2 separate regions of the Homo sapiens genome follow, and region 1 is linked to region 2. A link is a contact called in ENCODE Hi-C or POLR2A ChIA-PET data. All regions are on one chromosome and are shown on one strand. Each heading gives the region's core, a stretch centred on a gene start or an enhancer-like site at or near the end of the contact. The rest is flanking DNA. Distances are from core to core; before and after follow the strand shown. Region 1 overlaps AFG2A (AAA ATPase AFG2A). Region 2 overlaps AFG2A (AAA ATPase AFG2A).

Region 1 (5,024 bases), core at 535-3,034, 49 kb after region 2:
GGCCGGGCAGAGGCGCCCCTCACCTCCCGGACGGGGCGGCTGGCCGGGCGGGGGGCTGACCCCCCTACCTTCCTCCTGGATGGGGCGGCTGGCTGGGCGGGGGGCTGACCCCCCCACTTCCTTCCCGGATGGGGCGGCTGGCCGGGCAGAGGGGCTCCTCACTTCCCAGTAGGGGCGGCCGGGCAGAGGCGCCCCTCACCTCCCAGACGGGGTGGCTGGCCGGGCGAGGGGCTGACCCCCCCACCTCCCTCCCGGACGGGGCGGCTGGCCGGGCAGGGGGCTGATCCCCCCACCTCCCTCCCGGACGGGGCGGCTGGCCGGGCAGAGGGGCTGACCCCCACCTCCCTCCCGGATGGGGTGGCTGCCGGGCAGAGACGCCCCTCACTTCCTAGACGGGGTGGCTGCCGGGTGGAGGGGCTCCTCACTTCTCATATGGGGCGGTTGCCAGGCGGAGGGTCTCCTCACTTCTCAGACAGGGCGGCTGGGCAGAGACGCTCCTCACCTCCCAGACGGGGTCGCGGCCGGGTAGAGGTGCTCCTCACATCCCAGACGGGGTGGCGGGGCAGAGGCGCTCCCCACATCTTAGACGATGGGCGGCTGGGCAGAGACGCTCCTCACTTCCTAGATGGGATGGCGGCCGGGTAGAGGTGCTCCTCACTTCCTAGATGGGATGGCGGCCGGGCAGAGACGCTCCTCACTTTCCAGACTGGGTAGCCAGGCAGAGGGGCTCCTCACGTCCCAGACGATGGGCGGCCAGGCAGAGACGCTCCTCACTTCCCAGACGGGGTGGCGGCCGGGCAGAGGCTGCAATCTTGGCACTTTGGGAGGCCAAGGCAGGCGGCTGGGAGGTGGAGGTTGTAGCGAGCTGAGATCACGCCACTGCACTCCAGCCTGGGCACCATTGAGCACTGAGTGAACCAGACTCCGTCTGCAATCCCGGCACCTCGGGACGCCGAGGCTGGCGGATCACTCGCAGTTCGGAGCTGGAGACCAGCCCGGCCAACACAGCGAAACCCCGTCTCCACCAAAAAAATACGAAAACCAGTCAGGCGTGGTGGCGCACGCCTGCAATCGCAGGCCCTCGGCAGGCTGAGGCAGGAGAATCAGGCAGGGAGGCTGCAGTGAGCCGAGATGGCAGCAGTACAGTCCAGCTTCGGCTCGGCATCAGTGGGAGACTGTGGAAAGAGAGGGAGAGGGAGACCGTGGGGAGAGGGAGAGGGGGGAGAGGGAAGGGGAGAGGGAGAGGGGGGAGAGGGAAAGGGAGAGGGAGAGGGAGAGAGAGAGGGAGAGGGGGGAGAGGGAAAGGGAGAGGGAGAGGGAGAGCGAGAGCGAGAGCGAGAGCGAGAGCTGACATTTTTCTTTTTAATCAACGGGAGAGAGTCTATAGTTGCCTTATGGCACCATAGTGAAACTGGAACTTTTGACTTCTTTTTTTTTTTTTTTCTTTAAATCTTCATAGAATGTGTCTTTACAGCATGGGAAATTTTTTTTTTTTTTTTTTTTTTTTTTTTTTTTTTGCTTTTCACTATATACAGCTAATGGCTTTTACTTATTTTCATTTAGATCTAAGAACACATTTTAACAGTTACTGCTTCCTAATCTTGCTTTATCTGTATTAAAGAAGCATTTGGAAATTTATAATTGTTCTTGACCTTGGAGGTTGGTTTTCTCAACCTTTTTTTTCCTGCAATATGCAGTATCTTTAGTAATTTGGTACACTTATGATTTCTAAACAAAATATGTGTCTTTTGAACATTGTTGAAAAGTTAGTGTATGACCCCACAAAGAATTTGGAACAGGTGCCAGCCCAATTGTGACTGCCTGACTTCTTGTCCTTACACTGGGAGTTGTTAGCATGAAAAAACAAAATGTCATGGCATTTTCTCTAAAATAATACTTTGAAAAGAATTTTTGTCCCTGGTGGTAAAAAACTTGGCACCCAGCAAGCAAGAGGATCTTGACTCATAGATGTATAAAAACATTGTCAGTGCCCCTGGAGCTACGGAATTCCTCTCTCATAGTAATTTTTCTAATGTCTGTAGCTCAGTTCATTAATTTTTATTTTGCTGCCTTGGAATTTGTCCATAAAAGTATTTTTTTTTCTATTTATTTTTAACCTGATCATCAAGTTCCTTGGCTTCTATGGGTGTACAGTTTGAATTTTTGTTGTTGTTGTTTTATTTTGTTTTGGGGTGTTTGGCTAGGAAGAACTAACTATAGGATGTTTGTCAGGGACATGTTCCTTGGGAAATTTATCTCACTGCTCTGTGCTTGTTTGACAGCTGTTCTTGCACTTCTGACTTTAATTCAAAAAGTTATAAAGCCATATGTGAGCAGCTGTTCACTGTTTTCATTAGGGCAAAATAAGATCGGATGCAAATATTATCAGGAATGATTTAGGTTATATTGTAAAAATAATTTAGACTATATTGTAGGAATAATTTTACGGTAGTTATGATATATTGTAAGTTATTAAAAAGAAGGTTCTAGAATTAAAAACAATTTTAAGCATAAAGTACTATTTGTTGAAAGATGAGAGGTGTTGAAAGATGATATACTGTCTGAAGGTAGGATAGTGAAACAGCTAGCTTTTGAATTCCTCTTCTAGTTCTAGGATTTTATGATTTCATGGTAGTGTTTATCCTTCTCTACAGACTAACTTTTCCCATGACTTCCTATGCTTTAGAACTCTTCTGTGTAATAATAAGCTTTTTTTTTTTGAGACAGAGTCTCGCTGTGTCACCCAGGCTAGAGTGTAGTGGCATGCTCTTGGCTCACTGCAACCTCCGCCTCCCAGGTTCAAGCGAGTCTCCTGCCTCAGCCTCTTGAGTAGCTGGGATTACTGGCATGCACCACCACGCCCAGCTAATTTTTTTTTTTTTTTGTATTTTTAGTAGAGATGGGGTTTCACCATGTTGGCCAGGCTTTTTAAGCTGATTCATATTTATTTGTGAATTATTATCATAGCCATAGAAAGAGTTATCATTTTTTTGGCTTTCAGGTACTAAAATCAAAATGCAAAATTGGTTTGCCTTTAGTTTAAAGTGATCAGAACAAAAAAAAATGAAGATAATTTAATGGCTTATCTTTTTCAGTAGTCCTCCAGAATACAAACTTTATAATCATCTCTCAGACATTTAAATAAAGTATCTAGTATTTATTAAATATTTACCACATGCCAGGCAAAGTACAATTAATTTAACATATGCTCTCCTGTTTAATTCTCACAGTGATCCTGAGACCTTAGGGTTTATTATCCCCATATTATAGAAGAGGAAAAAGTTTAGAGAGTTGAAGTAAATTACCCAAAGTCACATAGTAAGTACTGGGTCTGAGATTTGAACCCAAGACCATTTTTTTTTTTACCAAGTTCTAAATTTTAGAAGATATTTACTATATCAAAAAAGTATGAAGTTAAAAAGAATCAGAATGTAAAATTGTGAATATGTTAAACCATACATACACATGCACACATGTGTGTTTGCATTTGGAGAGGCTAGAAGGTCCTACACCAAAATATTAACAAGGATTACTTTTAGGTATTGGCATACAGATAATTCTTACATCCTTCTTTATAATTTCTTGTAGGCTATACTTCTTATATCTGCTATTCTCATAATCAACAAGGTGGGAATTGCTGCTATTTTTATATTCTAAAAACTTGACATCTTACATGTATGCAATTTTCAAATCTGTCTTCACTGTCTTATTTGAGAATTATAAAGCTGTTTTTCAGTAGCTTTTGTATTAATTTGTGTAAAGACAGATATTTTATATATTTAGAGACTCTCTTTTAGGATACTTTTCTTATTTCTCTTTCTAGATTTCAGATTTTTTGGACATTATTGCACTCATCTTTGTGCCCCTACAGTCTCTAGGACAAATCCTGCACATAGAAGACATTTCTTAAAATTGATTGAATTTATTTCAGTAGTAAATTTTAGCCACAGTACAATAGTTGGAAAGAATAAACGAATTACAGTTGTAATAATAAAGGAAACTTAGGTTAAGAAAATTTCCTAGATTTGTTAATCAGTCATTTCTCTAACTTTGTCACCTAGTTCTACTAGGTGAATGGGTGGTTCCCTGACAACGTTGGGCACCCATCAAGGCTTTTTTTGTTTAGTTTTGTTTTTGTTTTTGGCTGAACCTTTTAACTCCCCATCTGCGTCATGCTTTTCTTTTTTTCTTGACCACAGCTTCTAGGATCTTAGTCTGCTTCCTTGTCCTCATGCTTTTATATATACATACAAACACAAACACACACACACACATGCACACAGACACACACACGAGTATGTCAAATGATAAAAGTAATGCAGTTTCACTGTAGAAAATTTTCGTAATACCAAAAATTATTATGGATAATATAGAAATTGCTTGTATTCCTATCACTTTAAAAATAACAATTTTTGAAAATACATATATGTGTATGTGGTTTTTTTTTTTTTTCTGAGACGGACTTTCACTCTTGGCGTTCAGGCTGGAGTTCAATGGCGCGATCTCGGCTCAGTGTAACCTCCGCCTCCCTGGTTCAAGTGATTCCCTTGCCTCAGCCTCCCGAGTAGCGGAGTTTCCAGGTGCCGGCCACTATGCCTGGCTAATTTTTGTATTTTTAGTAGAGGCGGGGTTTCACCACGTTGGCCAGGCTGGTCTTGAACTCCTGACCTGTGTGTGTGTTTTAATTGGGATTATAATGTATTAAAATCTTTATATTCTGCTTTTTTATTACATAAATTTTCAGAAAATATAAAATATCTTCTAAAATTTATTTAATTTCTATATGATTGTCCATTCTTTAAGTATTCTATAATTCATTTAATAGTTGTTTGATGTTTAGCATTGAGGTTGTTTCTAGGTTATTTTCTGTCATACAGAGTGTTGTGCCATGAATCTTTGAAGAAGAAATCTTTTTGTATTTCCTGAACTGTTTTGGGAGGATAGTCTAGGAAGTAATATTACTAGGTAAAATGTATGAACTTCTAAAATATGTTGCCAAGTACATTTAATAAACATTACGATTT
Region 2 (4,439 bases), core at 1,380-3,879:
GGCCAAAAGGGCTAAGTCTTATTTAAAGTTGTGCCTGAGCTAGTTAATGGCAGACCTAGAGCCATGGAGGATTGGTTGCATTAGTATTATAGCTCCAAGGATCTTTAATTTCTGTAAGCTCTTGATAATATATTTAACATTTAATTCATACAAATTCTGTTTTTCAACTTACATGTTATTTTCAAGAATAGCATTTGTTGTGTAAAATAGGATACGTTTATATAGAGTCCAGAATCAATACTTCAGAGTGGGAAAGAATCTGAAGGCCTGTGGCAGGGGTCTCCAGGATCTCTTACGTTTTTATAGCTTTTGCAAATCAGTAAACTTACCTATTGTTCTTTTCTCCTTTCTAACAATCCACCATACTTTATATCCTCACATACCTACAAACGAAGTAATAGAGTTGGATGTAGGTTTATTTAAACATGTTCTTTCATATGTATAAGACTGAACTCTGGAGACTTAGGATTTTATCTTTTATTATTCTATAGGGCCTCCTAATCTCTAAAGTGCTATGCTCATTCTTGTCTCTATTTATATGCTGTTCCCCCTGCTTGGAATAGTCGGCTGCCTCTTTGGCCCCAATTCCTATTTTATCAGGTTAACATCGATTCACTTTTCAGGGCTAATTACTTGAACTTAGATATATGTTTCAGTTTTTCATTTGTGAAATAAAGGAATGTACTAAATGATTTCTGTGAGAGTCATTAGGTAAACTAATCCTTCCTGAAACTGAGTTCGATGTTCCTGACGTGTTTTTGTGCCACTTTGTTCTTTCCATGTCACAGTACTTGGCATAGTTTATAATAACTACGCGTTATGATGTATCTCTCCTATTAGACTGTTAGCTGTGAGAGATTGATTTGCCTTCTTGTGTACCCTCATATGTAAGAGCTCAGTACAATTGTTTAATGAAGTAATTATGTCTAGGAGGTTCTTGTTGAATATTTTGAGTGAATAGATGAGTTAATATTGAAAAGAGTGCCCATGAAAGAGTAACTCCTGTGGTCAATGAATATATCTTCTCAGTGGCTTTATGATATAATAATACTTTAATTGCTTTCCTTTAACATGAATTGTAACTGAATTGGCAAGAAATACAAGAACAGGGGTTCCATTACTGAGAACTATTTTTAAAAAATATTTTCAAAACCAGTTCGGTGCAGTGGCTCACACCTGCAATCCTAGCACTTTGGGAGGCCAGGCCAGGAGAATAATTTGAGGCCAGGAGTTTGAGACCAGCCTGGGCAATGTAGCAAGGCTCTGTCTCTAAGAGAAATAAAATTAGCCGGTGGTGGTAGTGTGTGTCTGTAGTCCTAGCTACTTGGGAGGCTGAAGTGGGAGGATTGCTTGAGTCTAGGAGTTGAGGCTGCAGTCAGCTATGATTGTACCACTGCACTCCAGCCTGGGTAATAGAGCAAGACCTTGTCTCTTAAAAAAAAAATCAGAGTAACGGCATGTAAAAAATGCTGTTCTCTCTCCTCAAGTTTTGTTTTTCTTCTTTAGTCACCCTGCCTTTCATACCAACCATATTCGTTTGTATAAAATATTCTGGCAAATCAAAACTCTTTGTGAATACTTTAAATCATATAATCTATATTTTGTATTCTAGTATATTTTGCACACTAGTCAGCTTATAAATATGTCCTGCAATGATTCTGAGCCTGATCAGGATTTCTGTATAGAAAATTCCCAAAACTGTTTTTATTATTTTTTTAAAGAGGTAGGGTCTTGCAGTATTGCCGAGACTGGTCTTAAACTCGTGGCCTCAAGTGATCCTCCCACCTTGGCCTCCTGAAGTGCTGGGATTATAGGTGTGAGTCACTGCATTCAGCCCCAAAACCTTTTTTATGGATTTATTTTCCTAGATCATCATGTTTTTAATTATTCTGATTAGAAAGTACTCTAAATAAAGATATTTTCCTGTTTTAGTAATAAAATATTAAGGAATAAACTTCATTGTATATGTACATATGGATACTTAGAACTGAGTTTTTTCATTTTATTAAAATTTTTTTAAATTAATAGACTTTTTTTAGAGCAGTTTTAGGTTTACAGAAGAATAAAGCAGAAAGTACAGATAATTTCCATGTAACTTCCCTTTTTTCCAGCTTCTCCCATTATTACTGTCTTGAGTTAGTGTGGTACCTTTGTTATAATTGATGAGCTAATATTGATACAATGATATTTCATTTTAAACTGCAGTTTATAATTTCTAAAACTACCATCCCTCAATGTTATTTAAACCAGCTCTGTGTTGTTGCTTTATTTATAGTTTTTTTTTACTTGCGCCACACTTTTTACATACTTTTTTAAAATAAACTTCTTTCTCAATGTATTGCATGTATACATAAGAGAGCATAAGCTAAAATATCCATGTGTTTTCCAAAGTGAACACACTTGTGTAACCACCACTCAGATCAAGATACAGAGCATTACTAGCTTCCTGGTACCTCTCTCAGACCCTTTCCCAGCCCTACATGCTCACCTCAACCCAAAAGGCAACCACTCTCCTGGCTTCGAATGCCATAGATCAGTTTTGCCTGTTTTGCCTTCTCTTCTTTCACTTGTTTTATGGTTTGGGAGCTTCATCATTTTATTCTGCATAGCAGGAGTTCATTTTTATTGCTGAATTCGATTGTTTAAGTATTATGAGTAATGCCATGAACATTCTTGCACATGCCTTTTGCTGCACAAATGTATGCATTTCTGTCTATTATTTGTCTAAGAGTGGAATTATTGGGTTATAGGATTCTTGTTACTAAATACTGCCAAAACGTTTTTGTAGTGATTTTACCAATTTACCTTTCTACCTGTTGTGCGTGAAAATTCCAGTTTCTTCTCGTGGGTGCTGACATGGAGTTTATAGCAGTATTTCATTGTGGTTTTAGTTCCCTGATGACTGAGTCTGAGTACTTTTTATATTTGAATTGACCATTTAGATGTCTTTCTTTGTGATGTGCCTGTCAAGTATCTATTCAATTTTTCTGTAGGGTTACTTTTTAAAAATATATTGATTTGTGGAAGTTATTAATATAGCTTAGTTGTGAGACCTTTGTTAGATATATGTATTTTAAATATCTTCTACTCTGTGGCTTACATTTTTATTCTCTGTAGTATCTTTTTGAGGAACAGAAAGTTTATAATTATATATTTATTATAATATATATTGATATAAAGGATCCAGTTCATCAGTCTTTTTCTTCGTGGCTGGTGATTTTTGTAGCTAGCTTAAGAAATCTTGGTCAAATCTACTGTTAGGTATATTTTCTCTTACCTTCTTGATGCTTTTATTGTTTTTCCTTTCATGTTGCTATCTTTAATTGCTTCACTTTTTTTCATATAGATGTGTTATACCAGTTATTGAAATGACCATCAATTTCTGCCTTGCTTCTGTGTTACCTTTGTTGTACATAAATCAAGGGTTTGTGTTCATTTTAGATTCTCTGCTCTGCCTCAATGGTCTTTTATCCTTGTCCACAATACTGAAATGTCTTCAATACTTTCAGCCTTATAAAAAGTCATAATTTCTGGAGGGTAAGTGATATTTTTTTAAAAAAATGGTCATCAAAATTTTCTTGACTATTGTTGGCACTTTGCATTCCCATAGAAGTTTTAAAATCAATGTGTCGGGTTCTTCCTTCTCCCCACCCAGTAAACTGGCTTGCATTTTGATTGGAATTATTAAGTCTTTCAATCAATTTGGAGAGATTTGGGAAGTTAATACCTTGTAATCCATGAACTTCTTAGATTCCTTCATTTTATTTTAGATTTTCCTTAATTTCCCTCCAGGTAGTTTGGTAGTTTTATGTGAAAAGTCTTGCATACTGTTAATTAGATTTATTCTTAGGTACTTTGGTTTTTTGAATGCACTTATGAATGGCATTTTGTAAAGTTTCACTTGTAATTATTTTATGTTAGTATAGTCACGGACTGCATAACGATGTTTTAGTCAAGGATGAATGGTATATACTACAGTGGCTCTGTAAGATTATAATGGAGCTGAAAAATTCCTATCATCCAGTGACATCATAACCATTGTAAAGTAGTAGTGTAATTAGTATTATTATTTTTAAATTTGGTGTAGCCTAAGTGGATAGTGTTTACAGTAGAGTATAGTAATGTCCTGGGCCTTCACATTTGCTCAGCACATACTCACTGACTTACCCAGAGCAACTTCCAGTCCTATAAGCCTCATTCATGGTAAGTGCCCACACAGGTATAACATTTTTTAATCTTTTATACTATATTTTTACTGTACCTTTTCTTTTTCTATGTTTAGATACACAAATACTTACCATTGTGTTATAGTTACCTATGGTACTGAGTATAGTAACATGCCTTACAGGTTTGTAGCCTTGCTGTATAGTAGGCCATACCATCTAGATTTTCATAAGTAGACTCTTTGATGTTTGCACAATGATAAAATCACATAAAGA

Evidence for each region. A loop is a pair of places that touch in the nucleus more often than their neighbours do. ChIA-PET counts read pairs that join two places held with the same protein, here RNA polymerase II (POLR2A). Pooled maps may share reads with other maps.
Region 1: a map of endothelial cell of umbilical vein shows a loop between it and region 2 (10-fold over the local background). The contact joins two enhancer-like sites. A Hi-C loop is called at or near these places in 2 of 168 maps with a recorded cell type or tissue (endothelial cell of hepatic sinusoid and endothelial cell of umbilical vein) and 1 of 50 pooled maps. POLR2A ChIA-PET finds 5 or more read pairs at or near these places in 3 of 52 experiments (MCF 10A, activated T-cell and activated naive CD8-positive, alpha-beta T cell).

What each region holds. Positions count from the first base shown.
Region 1 is chr4:123,015,932-123,020,955 of GRCh38, forward strand. All of the region lies in intron 10 of AFG2A (AAA ATPase AFG2A), which reads left to right. Among named protein-coding and RNA genes, the nearest start is that of AFG2A, 95 kb to the left of the region's middle. Within about 2 kb of position 1,785, at least 2 of the 41 ENCODE cell types and tissues checked have a DNase peak (open chromatin) inside an H3K27ac peak, as active enhancers do.
Region 2 is chr4:122,965,967-122,970,405 of GRCh38, forward strand. The region is part of intron 9 of AFG2A (AAA ATPase AFG2A); the gene reads left to right. Among named protein-coding and RNA genes, the nearest start is that of AFG2A, 45 kb to the left of the region's middle. Within about 2 kb of position 2,630, at least 3 of the 41 ENCODE cell types and tissues checked have a DNase peak (open chromatin) inside an H3K27ac peak, as active enhancers do.